Regions from separate parts of the Homo sapiens genome. Here region 1 is linked to region 2. The links are chromatin loops, found by intact Hi-C in ENCODE. Cell type or tissue: ovary. All regions are shown on one strand. Links, peaks and the distances in the headings refer to the core of each region. The heading gives the core; the rest is flanking DNA. Region 1 overlaps LOC107985000 (a long non-coding RNA gene). Region 2 overlaps RGS9 (regulator of G protein signaling 9).

The links. A loop is a pair of places that touch in the nucleus more often than their neighbours do. Peaks named below come from ENCODE experiments on the same cell type or tissue, not always from the same donor. Only the 100,000 strongest peaks of a DNase experiment are listed, where the experiment ranks them.
Region 1: it touches region 2 in a loop (2.9-fold over the local background); 31 of 110 quality-filtered maps call a loop at or near these places.

Annotation. Positions count from the first base shown.
Region 1 is chr17:64,930,548-64,946,887 of GRCh38, forward strand. It overlaps LOC107985000 (a long non-coding RNA gene), which reads right to left. Exons shown (of 3, transcript XR_001752973.3): 3 at 12,808-12,818. Among named protein-coding and RNA genes, the nearest start is that of LRRC37A3, 19 kb to the left of the region's middle. In ovary, for the core only: no CTCF peak of the experiment used is centred there; a DNase peak (open chromatin) is centred at 8,494.
Region 2 is chr17:65,192,009-65,208,348 of GRCh38, forward strand. It overlaps RGS9 (regulator of G protein signaling 9), which reads left to right. Exons shown (of 19, transcript NM_003835.4): 12 at 1,535-1,648; 13 at 5,118-5,233; 14 at 9,985-10,072; 15 at 12,155-12,293; 16 at 15,914-15,999. Among named protein-coding and RNA genes, the nearest start is that of RGS9, 63 kb to the left of the region's middle. In ovary, for the core only: a CTCF peak has its summit at 6,917 (motif pointing left); no DNase peak of the experiment used is centred there.

The DNA of each region.
Region 1 (16,340 bases), core at 5,373-13,372, 260 kb before region 2:
CTCGGTAAAAAACCCAATTGTCTGTTCCATCTACTGAGATAGGGAAAAACCGCCTTAAGGCTGGAGGTGGGACATGCGGGCAGCAATACTGCTTTGTAAGGCATTGAGATGTTTATGTGTATGTGTATCTAAAGCACAGCACTTAATTCTTTATCTTTTCTATGATGCAGAGACCTTTGTTCACGTGTTTATCTGCTGACCTTCTCTCCACTATTATCCCATGACCCTGCCACATCCCCCTCTCCGAGAAACACCCAAGAATGATCAATAAATACAAAGGGAACTCAGAGGCCGGCAGCATCCTCCATATGCTGAATGCAGGTACCCTGGGCCCCCTTATTTCTTTCTCTATACTTTGTGTCTTTTTCTTTTCCAAGTCTCTCGTTCCACTTAACGAGAAACACCCACAGGTGTGGAGGGGCAACCCACCCCTTCACCACACCAAGGTCTTCCGACCAGGCTTTGAGTACCATTATTGCAAAGGAAGCTCATCTTAGGTAACTTATTACTAGAGCAGAAATCACCTAATGTAAAGTATTTCATGTATCGCATTTAAAACTGACTTTTGGGTTCATTGATGTAGTGACTCAACTGGGAATCTTAAATGGAATTAGTGTTTTCACTGACAATAAGAATGCCTACTTTTTCATTATAGGCCCATAAGATGTCCCGGCCTTTCCTTGAACCAGTAGACCCTAATGATGCACCAGATTATTATGGTGTTATTAAGGAACCTATGGGTAAGTACATGAGTTGAATATGAAGTTTTTTCAGAAGTCTCAGTGGATATTTTATTAACCACAAAATTAATATCTTAGAATACTTTTAGCAAGGCTGGTGGGGGTATAAATTGGTATGGTCACTTTGGAGGGTAAATTGATAGTATCTATTACAGTTGAATTGTGCATACTCGGTTATTTTATTTTATTTTTTTGAGATGGAGTCTCACCCTGTTGCCAGGCTGGAGTGCAGTGGTGTGATCTCACCTCAATACAACCTCTGCCTCCCAGGTTCAAGCGATTCTCCTGCCTCAGCCTCCCGCGTAGTTGGGACTACAGGCACGTGCCATCACACCCGACTAATTTTTGTAGTTTTAGTAGAGACGAGGTTTCACTATGTTGGCCAGGATGGTCTCAAACTCCTGACCTCAGGTGATCCGCTCGCTTCGGCCTCCCAAAATGCTGGGATAACAGGCATGAGCCACCGCGCTCAGCCCCCCCAGTGATCTTCCTTTGAGGAAAAGCCACGGGGTGCTTTCTCTCTTCTGTAGCAAGGAAGATGGTTTCTAAGAGGGTATTTTAAAGGCAGTTTACCTAAAATAAAAGTGAAAGGCCAGGCAAGGTGACTTATGCCTGTAATCCCAGTACTTTGGGAAGCCGAGTGGGGAGAATAGCTTGAAGCCAGGAGTTCAAGACCAGCCTGGGCCACAATATGAGACCTTGTCTCTACTACCAAAAAAAAAAAAATTAACCAGGCTTGGTGATGAGTGCCTATAGTCCCAGCTACTTGGGAGGCTGAGGCAGGAGAATCACTTGAGTACAGGAGTTTGAGGCTGCAGTGAACTATGATCGAGCCACTCCACCCCAGCCTGGGTGACACAGCAAGAACTTGCCTGTTTAAAAAAAAAAAAAAACTGAGGCCAGGTGCAGTGGATCACGCCTGTACTCCCAGCACTTTGGGAGGCCAAGTGGGGCGGAGCACGAAGTCAGGAGATCGAGACCGTCGTGGCTAACACGGTGAAACCCCGTCTCTACTAAAAATAACAAAAAATTAGGCGGGCGTGGTGGCAGACGACTGTAGTCCCAGCTACTCGGGAGGCTGAGGCAGGAGAATGGCATGAACCCAGGAGACAGAGCTTGCAGTGAGCCGAGATTGCGCCACTGCACTCCAGCCTGGGAGACAGAGCGAGACTCCGTCTCAAAAAAAAAAACAAAAACAAAAAAACTGAAGGATAAGCCCAGCTAAAGTATCCAATTTTTATTCTCAGCAAAGGAATTAAAAAATAAATGAATATATATATAGGCAAGGAAGCAAGAAAAGTAGGCAGCAGGTTATAGACCAAAAACAAGAAACTACAAAATCTGTAAAACTAGGCTAGGCGTGATGGCTCATGCCTGTAATCCCAGCACTTTGGGAGGCCGAGGCAGGTGGATCACCTGAGGTCAGGAGTTTGAGACCAGCCTGGCCAACATGGCAAAACCCCATCTCTACTAAAAATACAAAAATTAGCCAGGTGTGGTGATGCACACCTGTAATCCCAGCTACTCAGGTGGCTGAGGCACGAGAATTGCTTGAACTCAGGAGGCAGAGGTTGCAGTGTGCCAAGATCACACCACTGCACTCCAGCCTGGGTGACAGTGAGACTCTCACAAAAGAAGAAAAAAAAATTCCCAACCTTACCAACATAACAAGACCATGTCTCTACAAAAATTTTAAAAATTAACCAGGCATAGTGGCGTGCACCCATAGTCCTAGCTACTCAGGAGGCTATGACAGGAAGATCACTTGTGCCCAGAAGTTCAAGGCTGCAGTGAGCTGTGATCACTTGTGCCCAGGAGTTCAAGGCTGCAGTGAGCTGTGATTACACCACCGCTCTCCAGCCTGAATGACAGATTGAGACCCTGTCTCAAAAAAAAAAGACAAGAATAAAAGAAAAATTTTCTGAGCTGATGCGAGTCACAGGACTTTAAATTCTAGCAGAATAAATTCATTCACTCAGCAAATGACTATTGAGAACCTGATGTGTGCCAGATACAGGGAATTTAGCAGTGAATAAATTAAAGCCCCTGCACTCTATGAGGGGTGGGGGGAGCAAGGGGTCAGTTGATAAACATTATAAACCAGGTGGACAAATGGAAAAAGACTCACCCCTACATACATCGCTATAAAATTTCCAAACATTAAGAATAAAAGAAACTTTTAGATAAAACAGACAATCTATAAAACAAGAATTAGATTGGTGTCAGATTTTTCTGCTACAACATTTAGTGCTAGAAGATTATGGAAGAATAAATCTAAAAGTTTAAGAAAAAATGATTTTCAACCTAGAAGTCTATGTGCAGCCAAACAGTCAAGTAAAGTCAGAATAAATACATATTCAGTCATGTAAGGACTCAGGGTACCCTTTCTTGGCAGGTATTTTTTAAAAGCATGTGCTATTGGCCAGGCAGGAAATGGCTTATGCCTGTAATCCTAGCACTTTGGAAGGCAAAGATGGATGGAACATTTGAGGTCAGCATTTCGAGACCATCCTGGCCAACATGGCAAAACCTCGTCCCTGCTAAAAATACAAAAATTAGGTGGGCATAGTGGCGCATGCCTGCAGTCCCAGCCACACAGGAGGCTGAGCCCCAGTTCAATAGATACACGATGCCACTGGTGTGGCAACACGTGTGTGTGGATGGAGTGAGGTGCAGAAGCAGGTGGTGGTGGGCTCTGAGAAGGGCTGATTGAATGGTCTCTTTATTCCCTTTATAAATTTTCCTCCCTTGGAAGATTGACCTTTGTAAAGAAGAAAAACATGTTAGAAGAAAAATGGAAAAGAACTCTGCATGCCCTCAGCTCAGATGCCATCTCCTCTGGGAGCTCCTCTGGCCCCTGCCAAGGCTGGATCAGATGCCCTCAGGGCACACACGATGCTGATCCAGGGCCATCTGTGGCCCAGACTCTGGGTCCCTCATGCAGCCCTCACCACTGCTCAGGAGGCCACAGGAACAGAGGAATCACTGGCCCATTTTACAGACGGGAAAGCTGGACCCGGAGAAGTGAAGCAACTTTCCTGACTCACAGTGGGTGAGGGCCTCCCACACTCTTTCCCCTGCCCCATGCTGTTTCCAAGGGACTTCCACAGGCACAGGAAGCAGGCTGAGTGCATAGCAGGAGTACAGCGCTGCTGCCCAGGGATGGAGCAGGAGGGCCAGGGAGAGAGAGACAGGGGTGCCCCTGGTGCCCACAGAGACAGGTCTGTAAAGCCCATGAACAAACTCTCAGCAGGGCGGGGACGGGTGAATGGGGCTGGGGCCCACAACCCATACCACAGGCACCTGGTCTACACAGGTCTGTAGGCCTGTGCAGATACCTGGCTCCTTGACCAAGGAGGGTGATAAGGCCCCACCTGACCCCAGAGATTTCGCCACCTGGTTAGGTGGGCAGGAGGATAGTCTCTCTGGAGCTCTGGGTCATGGACTCTCAGAGGTAGGGAGTGAGTCAGCATGGCCAAAAGGTGGAGACCCAGTCACCCACGGATGCTTGGGATGGGCGAGCCTCCTGGGGCGAAGCCTTCTAGGGTCTAGGGTCCCACATGGTGGTCCCCGGAGGGCTTTCTGTTCTTCCAGGCCCTGCAGAGGAGACCAAGGCTCAGCTGGCAGCTGTGGGGCCAGATTCTCCTCTTTGCCTAGGGGAGAGCCCCCGCAGCACCCCTTGAGAGCCCCTGGGGACCTGCCTGGGGCACACCCTGGCCCCCAGGAAGCCCGGCTCTGGGAGCACTGCAGCCAGGATGGAGGAGGCAGTCTTCAGAGAGGCACTGTCTAGGCCAGCCCTGTGGGGAGGGAAGGCCAGATGGGGGAACCTGGAGGGGCTTGTGAACTGGTTCCTGACCCTAGAAACCCAGCAGAGGTGGACTCGAAGCCCATTCTGGGGAGAAGGCACCGGCAGGCTTCTCCGCCTGAGGTCTGCCCTCCTGAGGGTGCCAGGAGAGCACAGCCCTGGGAAGACTGTAGCCTGGGCTGTGACCTGAGGACTAGGAAGCGTTTATGACAGACATGGAGAGGCCTAAGTCCCTGCTGAAGCCCAGCATCACATCCCATTCCTGAGCACCAAAGGCCCCAGGCCCTGGGTAAGAGAAGCTTCCTAAAGGGCATCCTGAGGGCCCCGCCCTGATCACCTCTTCTTTGGAGAATTTCAGGAGGGAGGCTGGCATGGGCCAGACAACTGGCTGGACAGGGAAGAGGTGGGAATATCTGGACCTCGCCTGCCTCTCGCCACACTCCCCGCTTCCCTCCTCACTGTAGCCAAAGTTCTCCCTGTGCTTTCCACCGACAGTTCATGGCCTGTGCGTGCTATTCCTTCTGTCTGGAACGCCCTTTTCCCCTTTGCTTCCCCTTTCTAATTCGTCATTTTTCAGGTCTCACCTTAGAAGTCACTTCCTCCAGGAAGTCCTTCCTGCCTTGTCCTCCTCTGATCTGGGCTGGATGTAAGCCTCTGTGCTTCCAGGACGTCCTGCCTCTCACCCTCACCCCCGGATGGAGTTGCTGGTTTTCCCACCTGTCTCCCTCTCACCCTCACCCCCGGATGGAGTTGCTGGCATTCCCACCTATCTCCCCTCTCACCCTCACCCCCGGATGGAGTTGCTGGCATTCCCACCTATCTCCCCTCTCACCCTCACCCCCGGATGGAGTTGCTGGCTTTCCAACCTATCTCCCTCTCACCCTCACCCCCGGATGGAGTTGCTGGCTTTCCCACTTGTCTTCCCTGCCAGGCCAGAGGCTTCCAGCGGGTCGGCCCTGGCTCTGCCCTGCTCAGTGTTGGAGCCCACATGCCTTGCCAGGTGTGCAGTGCTTAGTATGTTCTCAGTCCATGTTTTTGAGTGAACAAATAGATACGTGAAAAAAAACCCAAAATCACCCCCAAAAGATGTGATCATTTCCCAGGCCCAATGGGAAGATCTCTGCCCATGTTTCCTCCAAGTGGACGCCTTGCCCTGGGCACTGCCCCCGTGTGTGTGTGTGTGTGCACGACTGCCTGCATGTGTGTACATTTGTGTGCATGTGCATGTGTGTGCAAGTCTGTGCATTTGTGTGTACATTTATGTGTGTGGGTGTGTGTGCGCATGTGTATGTGTGTATTCATGTGTGTGTGTTCGTGTGTGTTCATGTGTATGTGTGTGTGTTCGTGTGTGTGTGTGTGTGTGTTCGTGTGCATGCACGTAAAGGGTGCTCACCTCCTCCTGAGCTCCTTCAGGGCACCGCTCCAGCACGGGCCCAGGTAATCCCCCAGGAGCTTTAGCTGCTCCCAGCTCCTCCCGATGAGGTGCATCCGCTCCACATGCTCGTACAGAGATGCGTTTGCCATCTGCAGGTTGATGAGGGGCTGGGCCCAGATCTGCATCAGAAACTTCAGGGCCTGCCTGCAGATCTGGGGGCACCACCAGGCATTAGGGATGGGAAGGAATCGCTGTTCAATGAGCACTGCCCGGCCAGGTGCCACATGACCTCCTCACTTACCTGAGGGGCTATCTTCATTTTACAGATGGGGAAACTGAGGCTCAGGGAGATGAGGGGATTTGGCTAGGGTCACCCAGCTTGTAAATGGTACAGTCAAGCTCTGAACCCAGTTTATCTGACTCCCAAACCCACTCTCCCTCTAAGGGCAAGGGTCGCTGCCCCCTCCCCAACCATGCTGAGATGAGGGAGGGACTGCTTTGGTTAACGCCCCCTCCCTCTGGGCCTCACAGATCAGGGTCTCTGGGTTCAGGAACCCTTGGAGCTCTTTCCCCAGAGTTGTTTCCTGGCCATGCCCATCCTATTCCTGGAGTCAGAGTGCCACAGCAGACACATCTGAGCCGAGGGCTCCCTGTGACCTTCCTCCCTCTCCCACAGAGGCAGCCTTCCAAGTTTTCTACCCCCGACTACACAGTGGAGCTGAAGAGCACCACTCTCTGCTGGGCCCCTAAAACAAATCCAGTAAGAAGAACGTGCTGGAGGTGAGTGGTGGGGGTGGGGAGAAGGAGGGAAGGGGCTTAGTGATGCCTGCCAGCCCTCTGAAACTAGTGACCTGGAAATGACCTGGGGGTTTTTGACCCTTAATTCCCTATGAGCCAACACTGAGTGCAGCTTTTGGCTGTATTAATAGAGGTAAGAGTCCAGAGCCAGAGAGGTGATATTGGTGCAGTTGCTGGCAGTGCTCTGGGACCCTTACTGTAGGCAAGCCCCAAGTAGGAGGACCTGGGAAGAATTGGGGCTACCATTCTCAGGGCTCAAGGCCAAAGCTGCATCCCCGCCCCAGGGGACCTGTCCTGTGTTTCTAGCATCACAGATTCTGCAGTTCCCCCTCCAGGAGCTGAGTTAATAATAATCCTTGCCCTGGAGGGTGGTGAGGAGTAGGGCCTCTGGAAGAGGAAATTCTCATGCCTAGAATGGCAGCCCTCGTCCCAGCCTGAGAGAGACAGGAGGCTCCGTGTCCTTGGCTGCTTACTGTGACAGGCCTGGTTGGGAAACCTCTTTCTCCCCAGGTGCCCTTCCCTGTCCCTGAGCCAAAGCCCCATTTCTGTCTGGACTGCATCCCCAGTGAATAAACCGGGGCAGTGGGCAAGACTACCAGGTTACCCCCACAGGAAGGGAGAGAAGACCCAGGATGGGTACTCCCAATGCCACACCCTTCACTGTCCACGTCTTATCTTGTTTTTAAACTACTCTTACCCTGACCTCAGTCCCTAGAAGGTTTGAGGCAGATCACAACAGAAACACACGTGGTGAACTGGCAAATTCACTGAAAAGCCAGGACCACAAAAAACAAGTTAGAGATGGGACTCAAGATGGAGAGGAATTAGGGGGCAGATGATGTACAGGTGCTAAGGTGTGGTTGCTGAAGAAAATTTAGCTCTGACTTTCCTGCTAGGTAAGGTGAAAAGAGAGGGGCTATCAGGTGCATGTCTCTTTGTTGTTGAAAAAATAATAAAACCCACCCAGATGTTGAGGGAATCAAAGCTTTTTCCTAACCCTTCGCTCTTAAATTTCTTGTGTGTAGCTCTGTGAACATGGGATCTAGAAGGACAAGTCAGGTACCCTGCAAAACACCTCCAGGGAGGTTTAATGGGGCTGCTTCAGGTGGCATTATTATGATGAAGGCCAGCAGCATGACCTCATGTCTCAGCTCAGAAAAAGCAATTCTGCAAAGAACCTGACTGTGTAGTTTCTTGATTATTCACCAAGCTCCATTCAGTTCTAGAACCAGGATATCTACAAAGCAAAGTTGGAAAACTGGTTTCATCTCATGAGCTACTCTGATGACTAGGTCTGGAGTCTTGTGGGGTTTTGTTTTTATTTTTTGTTTCTGTTTTTGTTTTTGTTTTTAGAGACAAGGGAGCTTGGGTTTCCTTTCTACCCAGCAGGCATGGCTCAGTGGCAGACACCAACCACTGGCATCTGGGTTGTATTTCATAATTTGCACAGTACTTGCAGAACCTTGTCTCATTTAAGCTTTGTAATAACCCCACAAAAATAGCTGGTAGTAGCTGAATTTTACAGACACTGAAATGGAAGCTTGAAGAAATTAGGTGAAGGTCAGGGTGAGGCAGCTAGTGAGCAGCAGAGCCCGCCCTCTGGTCCCAAGGCCCAGGGACCCTTCTGCCTGCCCCTGGGGGAGTCAGGGCCTTTGCCTTTTGCCCAGGGCACACCCACTGGCCGCTCCCACTGGCCCCCCGCTGTGGAGACACCTCTACACTGTAAGAACTATCCAACCAAGGGGGCCAAAGCCAGCCTTGCTCCACAGTCCTGAGGCATCAGACACTGTGCAGACTGCCCTGCCCCCTGCTGGCTGCCTGTCTGCTTCCCGTGGCCAGCCCTGACCGCGGCCCCTGTCCCCCAGCCACTTATTGCTCGCCACAGCCCCTACTCTGCTGCTTCCATTCTGGGGCCCGAGTGGACGGGTGGACCTAGAGGAGGCTGGCATTGCTGAGCCAGCAGCAGGGACACTAGACACAGGCAACAAGGGTAATGGAGCAGAACACAGGCTCTGGAACCAGCCAACATGGCAAAACCCTATCTCTACTGGAAATACAATAATCAGCTGGGTGTGGTGGTGCACGTCTGTAATCCCAGCTCCTGGGGAGGCCGAGGCACTTGAGCCCAAGAGTCAGAGGTTGCGGTGAGCTGAGATCATACCACTGTACTCCAGCCTGGGTGACAGAGCAAGACTCTGTCTCAAAAAAAAAAAAAAAAAAAAAGGAAGCACTGGAGGACATTAAACAAATAGCAGATCCTCCAGCCTGGCCAACATAAAAATACAAAAATTAGCTGGGCATGGTGGCGGGTGCCTGTAATCCCAGCTACTCGGGAGGCTGAGATAGGAGAATCACTTGAACCCAGGAGGCTGAGGCTGCAGTGAGCCGAGATCGCGCCACTGCACTCCAGCCTGGGCGACAAAGGGAGACTCCATCTCAAAACAAACAAACAAACAAACAAAACAAAACAAAACAAATAGTAGATCTGGTCAAGCCCCTCAGAGCTGTTACATAAACCAACTACTGAGGGTAAAGACCTTTGGAAGGACCATTTAAAACACCTGGGGCTTCATCGGGCTGGATTTGCTCGGAGCTACAGGTGGAATCAAGAGTTCTCTATAATCATCACTTGCACAGCGTAGTTTTCAGGGAAATATTTTCCTATTTGACAGGTGAAACAGTATTTTTCACCTGCCTGTAGGCAGTTTTGAGACAATATAGTACTTTTCCAGAAGTGCTTCCCTGAATGACTGCGCACGATTATGATGACATTCTGGAATGGGGTTTTATAACACTTGTGGGAACACGCTGCCCCTTTAGCAATGGAAAACAGGACTTCAGAGCTGCCTTCTGAAAGGCCTGGTCCCTGCAGATGGAACCCACCTGGGACCCTCCTGGTCACCTACCCATCTGCCTCCAGTGTACCACCCGGAAGCTCTTATGCCCCTGTGCGGGGGCTGCCTGGGGGCATTAGACCAAGCATGTGTGCCTTCCCCAGGAAGCAGGCAAACCAAGGAAGCAGGCAAACCCAGATCTGAATGCCAGCCACACCACTTCATCACTATGTGACCGGACAGGTTTCCTAACCTCTCTGAGCACCCATTTCTTCAGCTGTAAAATAATGATAGTTCTTACAGTGTGTTGTTGTAAAGATTAATTAGTAGGGGGAGTTCTGAGTGGTGGAAATATGAGTGGTGGTTATTCTTGACTTTGTGCCTACCTTTAAAAAAAATTAACAGATCCTTTCCACCACAGAAGCTCCCAAGTTACTAGGAGCTGACTCTGGCCATACCACTCACTCTCTACCCATCTCCCAGGCTGCTTCCAGCAGATCGGCTTCTTTGTACGACCCAAGCTCTGTGCCTTCTCTGGCCTCTATTACTGTGACATCTGCCACCAAGATGATGCCTCAGTGATTCTGGCCAGGATCATCCACAGCTGGGACCTCACCAAGCACCTGGTAAGTCTCGAGCCCAGCTCGTCACAGCCACTCAGGGCTGGTGAGGGACAGAGGGGTGTTCAATCCTCTTTGCTGCTGCTGTTCATCTGTTTAGAGGAGTTTGGCTCCTCTAAACAAGGGAAGCTGGGGTCACTGGTTCAGGCACTGTGACGTGGGGGAGCTAACCAAGAGAAAAGCTTGGTGCCTGTCCACAGCCCTGGGCAGAGCTCCGTCGGTGGCTGTCTTGGTCCCCAGGAGGGAGTCTGAGGATGGTTTCCTGCAGCTACAGACATAACCGCTTAAGGCACCAGCAGATAAATGACTGATTAGGTAGATAGATAGATAGATAGATAGATAGATAGATAGATAGACAGACAGATAGGCAGGTGGATGGTGGATGAGTGGATGGGTAGGTGGATGGTTACCTGGGCAGGTGAATGAGTAAATGGGTAGGTGGATGAGTGGATGGGTTGGTGGGTAGGTGGATCAGTAGGTAGATGGGTAGATAGGTGGGTGAACGGGTAGATAGCTAGATGGGTAGGTGGATGGGTAGGTAGATGGGTAGATGGGTGGGTGATTGTGTAGATGGCTAGCTGGGTAGATGGGTAGGTGGATGGGTAGATGGGTGGGCAGTGTGTAGATGGGTGGGTGGATGGGTGAATCGGTAAGTGGATGGGTAGATGGGCTGGCCAGCGAGCTGGCTATACCTTGGAGCAGTCATCCTTAAAGACTATCAAGTAGGCGTATCCATGAATTAATGACGAGGAACCAAGAAGATAGTAAATGACAAAGCTAAATGCAGTAGCAAAGCTGATACAAGGTGACATGGAGCTCAAAGAAGGAGCAGATTTTTAATAATATGTCTAAAGCAATAGTTTCATAAATGCAATTGTTAGCTTAGAGGAAGTAATAATGACCCACATGGTGAATGGTACATGGTAGAATGCATAGCTTTCTATGATTCTATAGCAAGCTGAAGAAAGAGAAAAAAGAACGTGCACTGTGGTAGACTATAAAAAACTGCTTCAACAAAATTTTCAACTGAAATTGGTCTTCCAGACCTTTCTCCACCCCTTTATCCTGAATGGGCTTCTATAAAATCCCCAACAAATAGAATATACAGAGAATGACAGTGTAGGATTTCTGAGGATAAGTCATAAAAGTTAATACAGCTCACTGTCTCTATTGAAGCTTGTTGTGGAATTTAGTACCAGGTATAAGGAAGCCAATGCCATGCAGAAAGTCAGCATGTAAGTCTTCCAACAGATAGCATCAGCTAACATCTAAGCCAATGGCTGGCATCAACTTCCAGATTTGTGAGTAAGCAATCTTTAGACAATTCTAGCAACAAGTCTTTGCAATACCCCCCCAATGACCATGATCAGAGCAAAATCAAAATAAAATTGCTGCTTTATGAAAATAAACGTTGTCATTGTTTTAAGCCACTTAATTTACGGTTAGTTTATTACAAAGAAATAGATGACCAGTAAAAACTTTGAGTAGTGAAGATGTAAGAGCAGTAAGGATTAAAAGTGCTGAAAGAACTGGAAGTGAACAGCAGAGGAGGAAAAGTTAAGAAACAAATGAGAGCTCCTGAGAATGTCAAAAACAGAGAGATTTGCATTTTGGCTGAGGATAAGAAGAATATAGATCAAAGGCATAGAGAAAAAATGTGCTTGAAATATAGACTAAACTCCCAGAGTTTCAGCTATTGATAAAATTCAGATTTTTTTCACGAGTTCAAGAGATCAAGACCATCCTGGCCAACATGGTGAAACCCTGTCTCTACTAAAAATACAAAAATTAGCTGGGCGTGGTGGCGGTGCCTGTAGTCCCAGCTACTCCGGAGGCTGACGCAGGAAAATCACTTTAACCCGGGAGGCAGAGGCTGCAGTGAGCTGAGATTGTGCCACTGCACTCCAGCCTGGCGACAGAGTGAGACTCCGTCTCAAAAAAAAAAAAAAAGAAAAAAAAGAAAAGTCAGATTTTTTCAGACAGAAGTGTTTTATCAGCATTCAAAATAAATTTACTAAGAAAATCACAGTGTCTATTTTGGGAAAAGTAACCATCTCCTAGTCCAACTGTCTACCTAAGAGAAAAGTCTGAAATATATATAGCACTTAATTGTTATTGTATTTCTTTTCTCATAGTTAAAATCATTGAATGCCATCTTTGCATGAAAATATTGTGCAGAGTTCAAAACACTAAAAATATACGAGTAGTTCTTGGTTTTTGGTCATAAAAACAAACTATATTAGATGAGATAAAAGAACTACTGCTTTTCATTTATTCAATAATAGTTATATTGAATCTTTCTGCCATTGGTCTTTACATATACTCAGTGGAAGAACGAGTTTATTAATAATATCTCAAAATTTTAAAATAAACTGAAAATTCAAAATTATAGAGCTAAATTTACATATAATGCTACACTAACAAAATTCTGTGTGGTCAAGGATATTTATTTGAAAATAATTTTATATTTAGTTAATGATAAGTAGCCAGATAATTACTTTTCTATGAAGAAATGCTGAAAAGGATGAGAAGGCACTATTTTAAAATGAACGTCTGAGATTTAATCAGAAAACCATTGGTCAATAACTGTTTTAAAATCACTGAAATACAAATCATCTGACATATGTTGTTTACCTTAAGTATATACTCATTTTGTAAATTTTTTTACCCCCTGACACACACACACACACACACACACACACACAAACACACACACAAGCACTATTCCCAGCTTTCTCTTCATGGAGTAATTTAATTTATTCCATTTTAAAAATCTTAGACTCAGAAAATAATAAATAATTAAGGAATATTATAGAACCGATTACATGATTTCAGTAAGCTAAAAATGTTCACTCTGTATTTCTCACTATATCAATGAGATTCTTTATTATACAAGTGTAACAGCTCTTAAGAGCAATTAGTTAAGTAAAATTTTGTCAGAAGATATGAGGATTACTCTCTTATTTAAAAAAAGTAACTTGCCAACAAACAGGCATGATTGAATTAGAGAAGCTTCAGTTTTTTGTGACCCTGCTCCTGAAGTGAAACTTGGATCCTAAACACCAAATGGTGGGTTCACCTGCCATGATACATGACATTTGTTTTATCAAACAGCATAAACTCCGTTAAAGATGTTCCTTGAAAGGTCTAACTTCATGTATACCCTGCCATCAGAGCTGATCTACCATAGATAGACTAACAAATACCAACCGAATACAATCTAATGCACAAAGGACAGAAAAATAAATTACATTTTCCCCCAAGTTTACAAAATTGATTGCTCATTAAGATGTTTATGGCCGGGTGCAGTGGCTCACGCCTGTAATCCCAGCACTTAGGGAGGCCAAGGCAGGCAGATCACGAGGTCAAGAGATCAAGACCATCCTGGCCAACATGGTGAAACCCCGTCTCTACTAAAAATACAAATTAGCTGGGCATGGTAGCGCACCTGTTGTCCCAGCTACTCAGGAGGCTGAGGCAGGAGAATCGCTTGAACCCGGGAGGTCGAGGTTGCAGTGTGCTGAGTTTGTGCCACTGCACTCCAGCCTGGTGACAGGGCAAGACTCTGTCTAAAAAATAATAATAAAATAAGAAGATGTTTATATGTACATCTTAATTTAATTCACTATCTCAGATTATTTTTAAATTTGCCTTTAAGCTTAATGGAAAATTCCCCTGAACTGTGGTATAATTTGAGTTCAAAATGTATTAATCATATCCAAATCTTCATCTTGAATTAGGAAATGTTCATTTATTATAAGCCATTTCTAAAATTGCTTTTAAACCTATACAATATGAATATGATTGGGTTACTAAGGTAAGCCTGGACATGATAAAGTAGGTTGTAAAAATTTAGAATTTTTAATCCCAGTAATCAAATCAGCATTCTAGGAAATCAAGTATGATATCTATTGAAAGGGTGATGACACCTGAATTATGGTATTATGCTTTTATAGCCAGCTTCTGAAACTGTAATATCACTGAGTATCACAGACAAGACACAATAATAAGGTTACCCGCAGAGAAAAGGTAAAATGCCTTGTAAATTTAACTTTCTAGATTTTCAAGTTTCAAGTTTTTGTACTAAATACTAAAGTTGTACTAAAGTTGAAGCCTTATGTTCAGAAATGTTCCTGTATCTAAAAAATAAGCTTATGGCATTTCCCCATAAAACACATTTCTAAGTCCCAAGATGGAGTAATTAGAGAGATGTTTCTGCATGGAATTCTATAAATTGTCACACCTGTTTAGTTGAACAATGAATGAAAATATGCAGACTTGAACAGAATTCAAGAAATTATTAAAAGACTTACACTTTACCAGCAGAAATTACTTAATATAGGAAAAACATCAGTCATTTTTCAGGGAGTCATCAAGGGATTTTTAAATCACTAAAAATGACAAATAAGAAGCGGAAAATTATCACAATTATATAAGCAGTATTACTGCGATGTACAGAACATCTGTCACCAGTGATAGCCATTCAACATTCTACAAGGGGAGCCAATTGACGCATTCAATATTACAAGGCTAAAAGCAGTTATTACTTTTTTTCACTTTTAAAACAAAACGCAATCATGTAATTTTCAGTTAGTATAAAAATTGAATGCACCCTGAGTCAAAAATAAGCAGGTATCATATTTTCCATATGGCCATTTGTAGCAAATCATACATTTCATTTTTGAGAAATGGTATATTTTTCAAAGTATTTTTCTGTGTGTTAATAAAACATGGAGAGAAAGCTGTGATTCTTTCTTTCTATACATGGCAATAAGAGTGTACAATACTCAGTCAGACACGGTGGCTCATGCCTGTAATCCCAGCACTTTAGGAGGCCGAGGCCGGTGGATCATGAGGTCAGGAGTTCAAGACCATCCTGGCTAACATGGTGAAACCCCATCTCTACTAAAAATACAAAACATTAGCTGGGCATGGTGGCATGCGCCTGTAGTCCCAGCTACTCTGGAGGCTGAAGCAGGAGAATCACTTGAACCCAGGAGGCGAAGTTTGCAGTGAGTCAAGATCGTGCCACTGCACTCCAGCATGGGCAACAGAGTGAGACTCTGTCTCAAAAAAAAAAAAAAAAGAAAAAGAAAACCAGAGTGTACAATACTCAAATATAACTCTGTGATTTCAGACTAAAAAATTGTGTAGCACTTATTTTCAAATATGTCTGTCAGAAGAGAATGATAATACTTTGAACTTCTTTTAAGATTAAGAACATCCCCACATCTTGTACTCTTCTCATTATCAAACATTTATTCAATACCTTATATATGCTGTAAAATAGGGCTGTAAATTTGAATCAATCACAGGCTTTGCTGTCAAGAACTTTGCAAATCAGTAGGAGAAGTAAAGGAAGGGGATTTTTGCAGAAGTGAAGGAAAAGAAGAGAGACTTTATTCTAGAGAAGATATAATATATGAGTGATGGCAGAGAAAATATGAATGTATATGGCCTGTTCATAATACACTCACTAACACTAGTTGATTAGAGCAAATGATTGGTTAAGAAAATATTGAAAAATGCTTATAAAAGTAGATAGACATCAATTACATAAACACCTGAATGCCATAAAAAGGATACCGGATTTGACTGTATTCACAAAATGGTGGAAATAAAATTAAATGAGAAGTTGTTATGCCAAACAATAGCAAAAGTACCCAAAGCTAAAATTAATTAAATGCTTACCAAGTATTTTACATTAATTGGTTCATTTCATCTTAAGAAAAACACATGAAAAATGCTACTCAATTCTCTTTCCCCTTAAATTCATCCTCTTGACAGTGTTCCATTTACTGGTTTCCTCATTTATATTAGTGAATTTCATTTTTAAACAATTACCAAATTATAGTGAAGTCAGGACCACTTTACAAGAAATTGATCTTTATGCCTAATTATACATAATTGATTTTAGTTAAATGTCCCAAATTACTGTTTCTACTTGAAAGGGCCCTGTTTAGAATCACTGAAGAGTTGCTTGTTTCACTGGAAACACAGAAAAGTTCTGAAAATTAAACAGAAAGAGAGAGAAAGCCACATTGACATTTGCTGTTCTGTGTCGGTGGTGTAGCTTTTTTTCAGATGAACTCTCTCACTGAAAACTACAAAAGTTCTGTATAAAAACACACAGAAATCTGCACAAAGTCCTTTAAGAACGAACAAAAC
Region 2 (16,340 bases), core at 3,520-11,519:
AGCAGGAAATGCATTGACTCAGAAGGTCTGACTCAACTCAAGGGAATTAGCTTTTTTTAGAAAAGTTTTTTAAATTGACACATAATTGTACATGTTTAGGGGGTACATAGTGATGTTTCAATACATACAATGTGTATTGATAGGATCAGGGTAATTAGCATATCCATCATCTCAAACATTTATCATTTGTTTGTGTTGGGAACATTCAATATCTTCTTTTCTGGCTATTTGAAAGTATATAAAGTAAAACAGAGGTTACTACAGACTGGGAAGGGAAGGGGGAAGGGGAGATAGGGAAGTATTTGTTAAAGGATAAAAAATTAGGCCGGGAGCGGTGGCTCACGCCTATAATCCCAGCACTTTGGGAAGTTTCAGGCAGGAGGATTGCTTGAGTCTAGGAGTTGAAGACCAGCCTGGGCAACATAGTGAGACCACATCTCTACAAAGAATAAAAAAAATTAGCCAGGTGGTGGCACATGCCCGTGGTCCCATCTCATCATGACACTGACGTGGGAGGACGGCTTGAGCTGGGGAGGTCAAGGCTGCAGTGAGCCATGATTGCATCACTGCACTCCAGCCTTAGTGACAGAGCAAGACAATGTCTCAAAAAAAAAAAAAAAGTTACGAAATTACAGCTAGATAGTGTTCTGTAGCACTGAAGGATGACTGTAGTTAATAATAATACAGTATGTATTTCCATAATAGCTAGAAGAGAAGGAATTAGCTCTTCCTCCAAATAGTGTGTTTGGACCAATTAAGCCCCAGGTTTAAATAATGGGCCTAAGTTTCCAAACCCAGGCATTATCCTGAGAAAGGGTAGAACCCAACATGGCAAGAGTCTTGGAGTCTGTGGCAACTTTGGGCTTCTAAGATGGGTGCAGAGACACAAGTTTGAACACTCCAAGTTGGTTTGAATCTAAAAACCTATTGATAAAATATAAACAGGCCATATTTTAATGAAATAGATACAGAAAGGCCGGGCATGGTGGCTCACACCTGTAATCCCAGCACTTCGGGAGACTGAGGTGGATCGCTTGACCCCAGGAGTTTGAGACCAGCCTGGGCAACTTGGCAAAACCCTATCTCTACCAAAAATACAAAAAAAAAAAAAAATTAGCCTGGCCTGGTGGTGCGCGTCTGTGATCCCAGCTACTCAGGAGGCTGAGGTGGGAGGATTGCTTGAGCCTGGGAGGCGGAGGCTGCAGTGAGCCAAGATTGTGCCACTGCACTCCAGCTTGGCTGTCTCAAAAAAAAAAAAAAAAGAAAAAAAAGAAAAAGAAATAGGTATAGAGGAATGACAGAGGGACTGGATGGAAGACAATGTTTCATTTCACAAGTAGAATTGGGACTGATTTTGTCAAATACCTGCCAATCCCAAGGGTTATTTGATTTGAGGAAATTTCTAGGAAAACAGTAATAAGTATGTCACCAAATCGATACAGGAAAAGAGGACAGCCTGGTCAGTTGACCTGTGTATTGATGTCATATCTTGGGTGTCGAGCTTCTAGGAAATCATTTTCTGTTTCCTTTTCAGGATTGTGAAATACAGTGAGCAGTTCTCATCCAACGATGCCATCATGTCAGGCTGCCTCCCCAGCAACCCCTGGATCACCGATGACACCCAGTTCTGGGACTTAAATGCCAAATTGTATGTATTTTATATATTGGTGTTTTTTAAAAAACCGTTTTTGAGTTACAATTCACATGCCATAAAATTCACCCCTTCAAAGCATACAGTTCAATGGTTTTTATTATATTCATAGAGCTACAATCAATTTTAAAACATGTTCATTACACAAAAAAGAAACCCTGGACGCCCTCCAGCCTTAGGCAACTATGAATCTACTTTCTGTGTTTACGGATTTGTCTGTCTGGACATTTCCTATCAATGGCATCACTTGGAATCTGAGGAATGACAGAGGGACTGGCTGGCAGACAATGTTTCATTTCACAAGTAGAAGAGGAACTGATTTTGTCAAATACTTGCCAATCCCAAGGGCTACTCGATTCGAGCAAGTTTCTAAGAAGACAGTAATAAGTATGTCACTAAATCGATACAGGAAAAGAGGACAGGCTGGTCAGTTGACCTGTGTATTGATTTCATCTCTTGGGTATTGCGCTTCTAGGAAATCTAGGAAAGACTATGGGGTCTTTTGCGACGAGCTTTTTTCACTTAGCATCATGTTTTCAAGGTTTACGAATCTTGTAGCATGGATCAGAACTTCATTCCCATTTATGGTTGAATCATCTTCATGGTATGGATGCACTAGAGTTTGTTTATCCATTCATCTGCTGATGGACATTTGGGTGGTTTCTGCCTTTTAGCTATTATGAAGAATGCGGCTATGAACATTCGTGGGCAGGTTTTTGTGTGGGCATATTTTCATTTCTCTCGGGTGTATATCCAGGAGTGGAATTGCTGAGTCAAATGGTGACTCTATGTTTAACAACAGATTGGTTTTGAAAATTAAAAAATCATATGTATGGCTTTGCATGTTTGATATCTAATTAGCGTAAACTTAAGTTCTGGGCGGGCAGGGCCCTAAACCTGCCCTTTCCCTTACCCTTTGGCTTTTTTTTGTCAGTTTTGAATAGTCATTGCTCACTGGACCTGCACGCTTGTGTTATTTGGAAGAGGGGGCAGAGGCAGAAACACAGGAGAGTTCCGGCACACAGAGGGAGGAAGAAGAGAAGGGTGTAATGGTCAAATTAGAGGGAGAGAGAGAGGAGGACAGGGGAGAAGGGACAGGCCTGAGTGTGTGAGGGAGGTGGGGTGATGGGAAAGGAAGGAGTGCCAGGTATAGGTCACAGCTTGGGTCAACACTGCCGAGGCCATGAGGAACACACAGGTGACACTGACCCAGCTGGGTAAGCAGGCCTGGCCTGGGAGGGCCCTGATTCTCATCTTAAGCAACACTGGTACCTATTCCACGTGGCCCGCTCTGGGCAGCCAACAGGTTAAGGAGGCCACTCCTCTGGAGTCAGGGGTCCCCTGTCTACTAAGGTCAACTGCAGAGCCAAAGACTCTAGAACTACCTTCTGGGGAGGCTTCCCTTATCCTCTTTGGGCTCTGGCTGTTGGGGTGCTTCTCTGCAGCCCATGTCTGCCTCCCAGCGTACTGAATGAGAGAGGCGACCTGTGTCTGCCTGTGGACAAGCATGTGCGGACGCTGGCTCTCCCTGGAGGAGAAGGCAGGGAATCTGGCCAGGAAGAGGGTTGTCCTAGGAGGGCTTGGGGAGGAGAGATGGATGGCCGCTGAATTTTAAATAAAATGGGGAGCATGGTATTGAAGACAGGTAGAGATTGCTGGCAAGAAGAAAAATGTGTGTTCTGTGTAAGAACCGTTGATCAGAGGGCACTGGGTGGGTGACAACTGGAACTCCCCATTAAAGTGGGAAGCCCTGTTCTTTTTTGTGGATCCTATATGTTTATTGAACCAAATATATATATACACATATATGTATTTGTAAGTATATGTATATATATATTTTTATTGGTGCACCTATCAACTGTGCCGCGTACACTGAACCCCGTTTTTAGTCTTATATCCCTCACTCCCTTTTCACCCCTTTCCCCTGAGTCCCCGAAGTGCATCGTGTCATTCATAAGCCTTTGCATCCTCATAGCTTAGCTCACATGAAAGCGGGAAGTCTTGTTCTTAATGGTTTAGATTTTAGAACAGTATTACAATTACTGGGGAAGCTTAACAAAAACATCAACGTTCAGGCCTTATCCTCCCAAACCTCTTATTTGGTTGGCCTGGGTTGCTGTCTCACCACTATCAGCGTTTTTTGAAAGCTCTGCTGATTTTCACAAACAGCCAGGATTCTTAGGCTGGTTTACAGCGTTGATTCCCAGTGTGGGCCCTGGACCAGCGGCATCCGCAGCACCAGGGAACCTGTCAGACATGCGTATTCTTGGGCCCCACCCACTCCTACTGAATCAGAAACTCTGAGGTTGGGACCCAGCAATCTGTTTCAATGCATCTTCCAGGTGATTCTGATGCATGTGGAAGTTTGCAAACCACTGTCGTCATCACAACTCAGCTTCTTACTAATTATGTGAGACTTGGCAAGTATTTAATCTCTTTGAGCCTCAGTTTTCTTGACAATGAGATGGGATAGTAATACTCAATTCATAGTGTTCTTTTAAGGATTCGATGGTATGTGTGTAACGCACAGTACCTCACATAGGACAATGCTTTGTGAATGGCAGTTGTTAATGTTATCAGTTTTCTTATTGTTTGTACACTTGTTCTTATGGAAAGTGTAAAACTTGCTTGGCATGCTTTATCTTGGATCCCATAGACATGAATTGTGCCTGGTTCTGGTCCTAGCTGCTACATCAGTGGGAAAAATGGTGTGAGGGACTTGAAACCTTAGTTTCAAAGGTCTGTGTTAGGTTTAGGAGAATTCCATAAGGGATAGGAGAGAACACTGAGTCTTTTTCTGATTCTCTGGAATGTTAGATCTCTGCTAGCTGGGCTCGAATATCCTACCTGGGATCAGGGAAATCTTTCCAAACAAGGAGGTGCAGTGGGACCTGCATCTTAGAGGAAGCCCTGAAAGGGAGTGCAGAGATGGCAAATGGGTCTACTCCGAGGCACATGGCCTGAGGCAGGTACAGGAGGAGCCACCGGCTCCCACCAGAAGCCAGGGTGTGCCATGGTAGGGGGGCAGCTGTCGTGGGTGATAGGCACCCAGCAGGTGGCAGTGATTGTAGCACCCATCACCAATGCTGCTCCAGAATTCTCTCCTAGTCCAGGTGGCAGCCTGACCCTCTGCTGGCCAGGCTCCAGGCTGTTACCATGCCTTGGAGGAGGCATTTGAATTCGTTTGTCCTTAAGGTTAAGTGAGCAGGACCTGAGTGTGGGCTCCCCACGGTGGGCATCCTCCTCACCTCTGGGATGGTCATGTCTTTGATGTGAGCCCCGGGGGACTTGTCTGTGGCTGCATCTTCCTAGCAAGTGATTACTTGGCTTGTGTGTTATGCAGGGATTGGGAGGAGGAGGATTGAATTGAGCCCTGGGCCATGAGACTAAAGGCCCTCACCCCAACCCAGGCCACCACCTGTCACAACCGCTACCTCTCTGGTGCATTTACAAATCATCCTTGCAGGGTGGAAATCCCAACCAAGATGCGAGTGGAACGATGGGCCTTCAACTTCAGCGAATTGATCCGAGACCCCAAAGGTCGACAGAGCTTCCAGTACTTCCTCAAGAAAGAATTCAGTGGTGGGTCTTTGTTTACAAAAAAAAATTAAAATAACTTACTTTTAGAAAGAGTCCTTTAATGTCTAGCCTAGGGTTTGGGGAATTTCTCAGCAGATGTTTTCAGAGCTTTGCTTATGCCCTTAAACAGTTGCTTCCTTTCACAGCTTTAAGAATGGGACCTGAGCCCAAGACTCGTTCTTTCCATAGACTCAAAGAGGCCCCACCGTCTGGGGGAAAATTGCACCTGCTCACAGAATCTACATCAGGATCCCTCACATTTCTGAGGGCTCCATCCATCCTGGATGCCCCCACTGTCACCCGAGGAGCCCCCGCTCCTTCTAGTCAGCCTCTAAATATAATGAACCTGGAGGAAGGGAAGGGAGACAGGCAGGCTTTCCCTTTCTTTCTCTTTTTGTCTCCCAGCCTGATTTTCTTTTTTCTTTGTTTCTTTCTTTTTTTTTTTTCTGGAGACAGAGTCTTGCTGTGTCGCCCAGCCTGGAGTGCAGTGGGATGATCTCAGCTCACTGCAACCTCCGCCTCCCTAGTTCAAGCGATTCCCCTGCCTCAGCCTCCCAAGTAGCTGGCGTTACAGGTGCCTGTCACCACACCTGGCTATTGTTTTGTATTTTGAGTAGAGATGGGGTTTCACCATATTGGCCACGCTGGTCTGAAACTCCTGACCTCAGGTGATCTGCCCTCCCCAGCCTCCCAAAGTGCTAGGATTACAGGCGTGAGCCACTGCGCCTGGCTTCCTGATTCTCTTTAGCTCAGTGGTTCTACACATTCAGTCTGCCTGGGGATATTTTAAAACATGTTTTCCTGGATCTCATCCCTAAAGTTGCTTTTAAATTGGTGGGGGTTGGAATCCTTGAAGTTTTGGAAACTCCCCAGATGATTCCAATGTGTGGTGATTGACAGCCATCACCTTAGCTCCTGGCCTGATTTCTTCAGGGCCTTAGGAGGGTGTGGATTTTAGTGAAATGGGCAGGGCCACATTTTGTCCCATCTCTGAATGTCACCTCATGAGGGGAACTGTGACTTTTTTTTTTTTTTGATATGGAGTCTCGCTCTGTTGCCCAGGCTGAAGTGCAGTGGCATGATCTCAGCTCACTGCAACCATTGCCTCCGAGGTTCAAGTGATTCTCCTGCCTCAGCCTCCCAAGTAGCTGGGACTATAGGCACGTGCCACCACACCTGGCTAATTTTTGTATTTTTAGTAGAGACAGGGTTTCGCCATGTTGGCCAGGCTGGTCTCGAACTCTTAACCTCTAGTGATCCACCTGCCTCGGCCTCCCAAAGTGTTGGGATTACAGGCGTGAGCCACTGCACCAGGACTGTGGCTTTTTAAATATACTGCACTTCCCGGAGAAGCATCCACAAAAAAACACGAGGCCAGATCAGAACCAGGCTGTGCATTCACCACCTTCATTGAAATATTTACCTTTACGGGATTCTTTTACTTCCTTGCTCAGTACCCAGCCCTGGGGGCATCACTCCTGAGCCTTGACACTCAGCTGCTTACTACCCAAGATCCACTTGTCTGTGGCACTGCTCCAGAAACGAATCCTACTGGACATGCCTTTAGCCTGGCTGACTGCCGGATGCAAAACATTACATGATAATATGGATTGTTGATAATCATCTCCCTAATCAAGTCTAATTGCTGCTCTAGAACAAAACCCAGAAAAGATGGATGGACTGGCGAATAAGTGGTTATAGTGCCATCTAGTGGCAAAGTGACAACATACACCCTGAATTTATTATCTCCCCCCCACTAATTCCTTAGTGAGAATCCAGCGAAAAGATTTCCCTGCATTATTTAAACCGTATTATTAGCAATCTCCTCATGAGATTCCTGAGGCTTTAGGTATGAACAGGGCAGATAAATCATCAATTTGCTCATTTACTTTTTAAAAAGATTTTTAAATTGAAATATTATTTGCATATGATGAAATTAACTTTTTAAAAGTGTACAATTCAGGGGTTTTAGTGTATTCACTAAATTGTGCAACCATCATCACTAATTCTAGAACATTTTTGCCACATTAAAAAGAAACTCTTTACCCATTAGAATCATCTTCTATTCCTGCTTCTCCTGCACCCCAGCCCTAGGCAACCACAAATCTACTTTCTACCCCTACGGATTCACCTCTTCAAGACATTTCATGTAAACGAAATCATGCAATATGTGACCTTTTGTCTTTTTTCACTTAGCATAATGTTTTCAAGGCTTGTCTGTGTTTCAGCATATAACAGCGCTTCTGTTCCTTTTTTTTTTTTTTTTTTTTTTTTTGACAAATTCTCACTCTGTCGCCCAGGCTGGAGCGCAGTGGCGTGATCTCATCTCACTGCAACTTCTGCCTCCCGGGTTCAAGTGATTCTCCTGCCTCAGCCTCCCAAGTAGCTGGGATTACAGGCGCCCGCCACCATGCCCAGCTAATTTTTGTATTTTTAGTAGAGACGGGGTTTCATCATGTTGGCCAGGCTGGTCTCAAACTCCTGACCTCAGGTGATCCACCCGCCTCGGCCTCCCAAAGTGCTGGGATTACAGGCGTGAGCCACTGCGCCTGGCCACGTGGTTCCTTTTTAATGACTGCATAATATTTCCTTCATTCCTTTTTAATGACCCCATAATATTTCCTTGTTTGTATGTACCACATTTTGCTTATCCATTTGTAAGTTAATGAACATTTGGGTTGCTTTGACTTTTTAGCTGTTATGAATAATGCTGCTATGAACTTTGGTGTACATATTTTTGTGTGCTCATTTAATATTTTTGGTGGGAAAACGTATGTAACATAAATTTTACCATTTTAACCATTTGCTTTTGAGACGGAGTCTTGCTCTGTCGCCCAGGCTGGAGTGCAATGGTACCATCTCGGCTCACTGCAACCACTGCCTCCCTGGTTCAAGCAATTCTCCTGCCTCAGCCTCCTGAGTAGCTGGGATTAGAGGCGCCCGCCACCACGGCCGGCTAATTTTTGTATTTTTAGTAGAGACAGGGTTTCACCATGTTTGTCAGGCTGGTCTCGAACTCCTGACCTTGTGATCCGCCCCCCTCAGCCTCCCAAAGTGCTGGGATTACAGGCGTGAGCCACCCATGCCCAGCCGAAATCTTCTTCCTTTTTAAGGCCAAATGATATTCCCTTGTAGTCTTCACCATATTTTGTTCATCCATTCTTTTATCGATGGACATCTGAGTGCTTTCCACTTACTGGCTATCACGAATAATTGCTTATTTAATTTTACTAAGCAATCAACTGTCTTTTGCTATGGGCAAGATGGTTTACATGGCACTTTTGTCAGATCAGTTACATTTTAGTTGAGAGCATCACTGGTCTGTGATCTCAGTCCAAAGAACGCCCTAAAGTTCATGCTGAAAAGGAAGGACCTCTATAGAGCTATGGGACAAATGCCAACTAGTTTAAAATTGTGCAGCCTTTTCTAATATGAAGCACCCAGGAGCTTTTAAAAAAATGCAGTTGACCCTTGACCAACACTGGTTTGAACTGCACGAGACCACTTATAGGTGGATTTTTTTTTCAGTAAATATATTTAAAAACTTGGGGGGATTTGCAACAATCTGAAAAAACTTGCAGATGAACTGCATAGCCTAGAAATAGAAAAAAGTTATGAAAAGGTATCATGAATCCATAAAATATATATGTAGATACATATCCACTTATGTGTCCATTGACTGTTTATGTTATTAGTAAGGCCTCTGGTAAACAGTAGGCTATTTGTAGTTAAGTTTTTGGATTTTCTACTGCATAATGGTCTGCGCCCTAACCCCTTAATTGTTCAAGGTCAACTGTACTGAGAAAAGAGAGGAGAGGATTTTGTTGTTCATTTCCCCACACTGTGACACACTCCACGATTTACACACACACACACACACAGACACACACACACTTGCTCTCTCTTGTGATCGTCTTTATTTTCCCAGGCAAAAATCACCACCTGGGACCACTGTATGAACATATGCGTGGTACCTCTGGACGCTGCAGGTTAGAGAACCTCGAGTTGGAGGGAGATGAAGGATTTGGGGGAACCTGGCTTTTCCTTCTGGGCCAATCCCCTCTGGCTCAGGTGATGCTCAGTTCAGTCCTGCTCCTGGCCAGACCTTCCCTGAGGGTCAGTCCATCAGCACTGCTTCTTGAACAGCCTCTCTGTAAGAACCGTTGGCCTGGAATATGTCTGGTGAGGGACTGCAAATGATGGGTTCTCTAAGCACAGCCAAACAAAGGAGGAAGAACTCACGCTCAGTCATTCAACGGGAGCAAAGGAAGGAGGTCTTGATGTAGAAAACCGTAGCGTAGCAACGCATGTATAGAAGCCTATTCATGTGCGAGCTCGTTCAAGCAATATTTCCTACAGCCAAATTCTAGAATAAAAAAGAGTACGACAACCTCTGGGGGGTGATATGAACTCTGGCCTGTGTATTGTTGGAGGAAAGGAAGCTGCCACGGTGTGAATGCATTGCTGCAAACATGGTAGGTGCCAATCTAGTTTATTTCTAAGGCCACGTATTGAGCAATTACTAAGTTCCCAATGTTCTTCCAGGCCGTAGAAGTGAAGATGTGGCTCCTTTCCCCAAGGAGTATTGTTGTCTAGCATCACAATGTGCAATAGCTTGTTCTGCGGCAGGAAAGGTGTTCACTGAGCTGGGAAATGGAATCCATCCCGGTTGACTCATTTCTTTTATTTCCTCTTTTCTTCTTCCAACTTATTTCCTGCCCGGCCCTCATCCACGTGGACTTCTCACCATGCAGGAGAGAATCTGGGATTCTGGGAAGCCTGCGAGGATCTGAAGTATGGAGATCAGTCCAAAGTCAAGGAGAAAGCAGAGGAGATTTACAAGTGAGCATCAGCCAGGGTGCTGGAAAGCCTTCCCTTGGGCCTCTGAGGACCACCCCATTGTGCTTGAGGTGAAGATAGGATGAGAGGACAACAGCCTGGTAGCTGGCTGGGCCCTGGTCAGCATCAGTTCACTGTACTTGCCATGCTAGAAATAGTTCCCCGCTGCTTTGGGAGGTTTGGGGGTTCCCTGAAGAAAGCCTGGTGAGACATGCAGTGTGAGTCACCTGTTCCTATGGGAATGTGTCTAGGGGTTAAAAAAGCAAGCTGTCCCGAATTACAGTGCAGAGTGCTCTGTCTTTGACTAAAGCCTTCTTAGGTGTCCTGAGGGGTGTGTGTGTGTGTGTGTGTGTGTGTGTGTGTGTGTGAGAGAGAGAGAGAGAGAGAGAGTGAGAGAGAGAGAGAAGAAGCAGCAAGATGGGAAACCTATTCCTCACGCTTCCTTAGAGATGTGAGGAACACAGGGGAAGGGAGCTCCTCCCACATGTCTGGGACAGTGAGCGCAGCTTGGGGTACAAACATGGGTGGGCACATCTCATTCCTGACATCACGGCTCCAGCCCCCACTTGTTCTGAGCAGCAATAAGTCTGTCCCTCTCCATGACTGTCTCTCCTCCAAATTACACAAAAGCCAAGAGTTCCAGGTTAAAAGGGTCAGTCCTGTTTTCAATGGCCAGGTGGAGAGGGAGGGGAAGGTGTGATGAGGCTCCCAAGGTTGCTGAAAGCCACACTCCCCCTCCCCAACACTCCTCCCCCTACAGGCCTGGTGGGTGCTCCTGTCCTGCTGTGGTCCCATCTCTGTGGGTCCTTTCATCTGCACTGGCTGCAGTGGACATGAGTCCTGGATACTGAGGGCCCAGCATTGTTAGTTCATACTCACATGCTTAGCCGTGTTGCCCAAAGCCCAAGCACCACGCTGGGCTGGAACCAGCCCTTTGCAGTCACCAGACTGTGGTGCTGAACTTTGGGCAGCAGGCCAAACAGCCCCTTCCCTCTGAGGACTTAGCCTCTGGACCCTGGATGTCCTTCCTGCAAATGAACTCAGATTGCAACACCCCGGTTTCCAGAGAAGCACCAGCAGCATTGAAGAGAAAAGCTTGAGGTCTCACTTCTTCTTATACTTAGAGGTTCATACACTCTATTGCAAATTTGCCCAGCTCCTCCCACAGGGAGGGGATCCATGCGCTGAGAGAAATGGGGGTGCGGGTGGGGTGCAGTGGGGAGGGCTGTCGGTCCGGGAAGCTTCCATGACATCCTTTGCAGTACAATGGGTGCCTGATTGCCTTACACACAGTGACGCACACACAACTCCTGATTCCAAAAATCTGCTACAGGAAGCCCGCTGCCTCTGCCATTAGACCAGTTTCCTTCCCCAGGCTCCCTGGTTATGTTATGTAAATCTCAGTTTCAATTCCAAAATTTTAATGTACATCTTAGAAAGGTAGGAAAATATTCATATGAGTATTTCTAATTCAGCAACAGCTCAGAACTGGAAATACTGAGAGAGCTCTGCATCCCGACATCCCAGGTAGAGCCACGGGCTCAGGAAGTGTGGCCAAGTTTGGTCTAATTGGGAGCCTTGGCCTGTCTGCCCAGCGGGTCAGACCTCTGGGTTCTGGGACTATGGGCTGCCTCTCGACACAGCATGTGAAATTCATTACAAAGCACATGTGGGTTGGGAGGAGAGCAGAGACCCCCAGAACACCTGTGTGAAGGTGTCTTAGCCTGGTCCCAGGTTGCCCCTGGAATCCTGGTGCAGAAGGTGTGAAGTTGGAGGCTGAGTTCTTCACCCTCATGGCCAGGACCTAATCCGACCTGGGCCCCAGCCCCTTCTTGCTCTCTCTCCTGGAGGTTGGAAACATCAAAGTTAAATATTCATATTCCCAATACTGGAAGTTTCTTGCTTCAAGGAAAAATTGCTTGACAACCTCTTCAAAAGTTCATGCTCTTTAGTGTCTCCTAAAAAAACCACCACCCTCACCCTCGGTAACCGATTCGTATCAGTCCTTCCCTCCCAAGCAGCTGTGAGCTATCCATGAATTGACTTGGTTTAGTTACTTTTGCTAACATCTCCCTCCCACCCCAGGCTGTTCCTGGCCCCGGGGGCGAGGCGCTGGATCAACATAGATGGCAAAACCATGGACATCACAGTGAAGGGGCTGAAGCACCCCCACCGCTATGTGCTGGACGCCGCACAAACCCACATTTACATGCTCATGAAGAAGGTAGGTGGGTCCGTGCTGTGGATACGGGGTCCAGATAGGCTTTCTGTCACTAAGTACCCGGAAAATTCTTTAGATATAGGAAAAAGAGAGAGGATACGTGGATAGAGCTTTGCCGGTTGTGGCATGCAGCTAAGCATGGGGGCTCATGTCTGTAATCCCAGCTCTTTGGGAAGCTGAGATGGGAGGATATCTTGAGCCCAGAAGTTTGAGACCAGCCTGGGCAACACAGTGAGACCCTGTCTTTATATAAAAAAGAAAGAGAGAGAAAGAGAAAAACCCCAGAATTGTCAACCGTCTCTTCCACCTGTCCACTGGGGTGGACTTGCCTTGAGCCCCTCACCCACGGGCCTAGAGGAACTCCTGTAGAAGCTGTGTGCATCCTTACGGGCCCCACTCTGCAGCAGTAGACAGGTAGGAGTAATGGCATTAGTAATGACAACATTATAATAACAGCCATCATTCGTTGAGGGCTTACAAGGTGCAGTCGCTGTGCGAAACACAGAACTTTATGCTCAAAGACAGCCCACAAGTTAGGCTTTGCTGCTCCAGAATCTAGTGGCTTGGTCAAGGTCTCACCAGAGATGGGGCTGGGATTCATAGCCAGGTCTGCCTGGGTTTCAAGGCCGAGCTCTTAGTTTCTGCTGCAGAGTGATGGCAATTCTCACCACCCTGGCCCCAGGCAAATATTACACATAGAGGCGTAGTGTCTAGGAGAGACAAATTTGTGTGTGTGTGATTGTAGTAAGACCCTGTGAGAATTTAGATAGCCCTCTGGATTATTAACAAAGTGCGAATGCGGTGGGAATTTAAAAAAAAATATGTGAAGGGTACCTGAGAGAAAAATCAATCATTTTCTTAAGAAACTAGAATCGGAGGCTCAGAGTTAGCCTTAAAGAACTTGTCTAGTTTGATTCTTCTTTGGTGCCATCCTTGACAAGACTTTCTTTGGGTGCTTCAACTTCTCATTATGGCAATGATTTCTTTAAGGGCAAAGTATCTTTATAGGATATAGGTTATGTGATATAGGCTATTTGATATAGGTTATGTGATATAGGTTATATGAGATAGATTATGTGATATAGGTTATGGATATTGGTTATGTGATACAGGTTATGTGATATAGACCATCTGATATAGGTTATATGAGATAGATTATATGACATAGGTTGCGTGATATAGCTTATATGAGATAGACTATGTCATACAGGTTATATGATATAGGTTATGTGATATAGGCTATTTGATATAGGTTATATGATATAGGTTATATGAGATTATATGACATAGGTTACATGATGTAGGTTATATGATATAGGTTATAATGTGATATAGGCTATCTGATATAGGTTATGTGATATAGGCTATATGAGATAGATTATATGATATGAGTTATATGTTATAGATTGTAATGTGTTATAGGCTATCTGATGTAGGTCATGTGATATAGGTTATATGATATACATTATATGATATAGGTTATGTGATATAGATTATGTAATATAGGTTATATGATATAGATTATATGATATAGGTTATGTGATATTGGTTATGTGATATAGATTATGTGGTATCAGTTATGTGATATAGGTTATATAATATAGGTTGTGTGATATAGGCTATCTGATATAGGTTATGTGATATAGGTTATATGATATAGATTATATGATGTAGGTTACATGATGTGGGTTATATGAGATAGGTTATATGATGTGGTTTATATGATATAGGCTATGTGATATAGGCTGTGTGATATAGGTTATGTGATATAGGTTATATGATATAGGTTATGTATATAGGTTTGTGTGAATGGTAAATGCTGATTAGCTTTCCTGATTTATATTTCTTCTATTTAGTCTTTTATTGTATCATTTAAAAGTATTTTTACTTTGTTTTTAAAGCATGTAATAATTTAGAATTGCCGCCAAGCCAGATTAGCCATTTTCATCATTTTTTGAATCAGTGGGGTGTTTCTGTGTGTTTTGAATCAGTGGCTGTCTCTTTGTTTTTGTTACTAGACGATTCACAGCAGGGTTTCTTTAATAATAATCCTCTTTAATGTATTTTAAAACGTTTTGGTTCTTAAAAATGTAGTTTTCGGCTGGGCGCAGTGGCTCACGCCTGTAATCCCAGTACTTTGGAAGGCTGAGGTGGGCAGATCACGAGGTCGGGAGTTTGAGACCAGCCTGGCCAACATGGTGAAACCCCGTCTCTACCAAAAATACAAAAATTAGCTGGGCGTGGTGGTGGATGCCTGTAATCTTGCTACCCAGGAGGCTGAGGCAGGAGAATCACTTGAACCTGGGAGGTGGAGGTTGCAGTGAGTTGAGATCGTGCCACTGCAATCCGGCCTGGGCGAAAGAGTGAAACTCCGTCTCAAAAAACAAACAAACAAACAAACAAAAAAACCTGTAGTTTTCATACGGCTTTTTAGGGGATGCCCAGGGAGGCCAGTTACTAGCCAGAATGGAACAGTCATTGGTAACTGCAGAAAAGAATGGCATATATGCCCACTGGACTCCCTATATGCCATTACAGCTATGTCCTATGGTGAAACACTCAACGTATCCCAGTGGCTCCATGGTCCCTATTCCTAGACTCTATCCTAGTTCTCATAACTTTTACTGCTCCCACTTAGTCTTTAGAATAGTGCCATTTCAATAAATTTTTAAAATACCTCAATCCCTGGTTTGTTGCAGTGGCCTTTGTCCCATATTGGGTATGACTAGAGTTTTCCGCTCGCTTAAAAGTAACGAGCATTCATGAAGCTTCTCTGAAATTGCCCAGAGTCCCAGTAAACAGCCCCATAACTGGACTCTACGCGTTGGTTGTTTTTGTTTTTGCTTTGGTATTCTCTTGCCTTTACACCCAAAACACAGGGCAGAAAGGGATGTCAATGGCTTAGAAGTGGGCTCCATACTCCTGGCTGCTCATCTTCCTTGGAAGAAAGTCTTGGAGAGGAGAGGTCAGATGTGCTCTTGTCTCATGCTGGCTTCACTGAACCACTCCAAGGTGGATCTTCATGTGTAGGGTTACAGACTGTAATTCTCAAACTTAAAGGTGCAGCAGAATTACCTGGAGACTGTTCAGGTAGTTGTTAATTGTTAATTGTTTAGGTGTCCTCATGTGAACAAATGATGACAGGCAATGTCTCCATACATGACCAGCTGTCTCACCTGTTTGGCATGTAGCATGCAGCATATGAGAATAAGTGAAACAAATTAAGCAGTTCTGGGTCTAGTGTACTTTTAACTGTAGCAGCTTTTATGCAACTGGCTACATTTACAACATAGGCTGAATCACAGACAATGTTGATAGGATCTGAAGCTGTGAGCTGTAAAACCTGAGACTGTTCAGGCTCAGGGTGAATCACTCCCAGAGTTTCTCATCAGGACGGCTGGGGCAGGCCTGAGAAGTTCCCAGGTGAAATTGATGCTTCTGGAGGGGACCACACTTGAGAACCACTGCTCTCAACACCTCCCCCAACACCTTTCACCCAAGGAGACAAATTCTCATAACTTTTCCATTCTACTGCCAAGGGAGGCTTGAAAATGGCAAGGGTATTGGTTTGATTTGACTGCTTTTTTCTCTCATAATTACTGTTGTTTTCTTGTTCCCACTAGGATTCTTATGCTCGCTATTTAAAATCTCCGATCTATAAGGACATGCTGGCCAAAGCTATTGAACCTCAGGAAACCACCAAGAAAAGGCAAGTGGAATTATCTGTAATTGCTGGCTGCCTGCTGCTTAGTTTACAGAGAAGTGAGGGTCTCTTTCAGCCAAATGGCTATTATGGAGATATTTGCTTGATGAAAATATTGGGGACTGGGAAGTATTGCTCAGGGAATGAGTGCCTCATTTGCTTCATAATGCCCTGAAATCACTCTAGCAAGATTTCCTTAGTAATTACCACCACTAAGTTTTGTTTCCCCTAAAGCTGGCTTGAAAGAGTTTAGAGGATCAGACCAATAATTACCCTTATCACAAATGGAAGCTTCTCCTTGGTTTTTTAACTGCTACTCGTTACCTCCAAACTGATGTATGGGAATT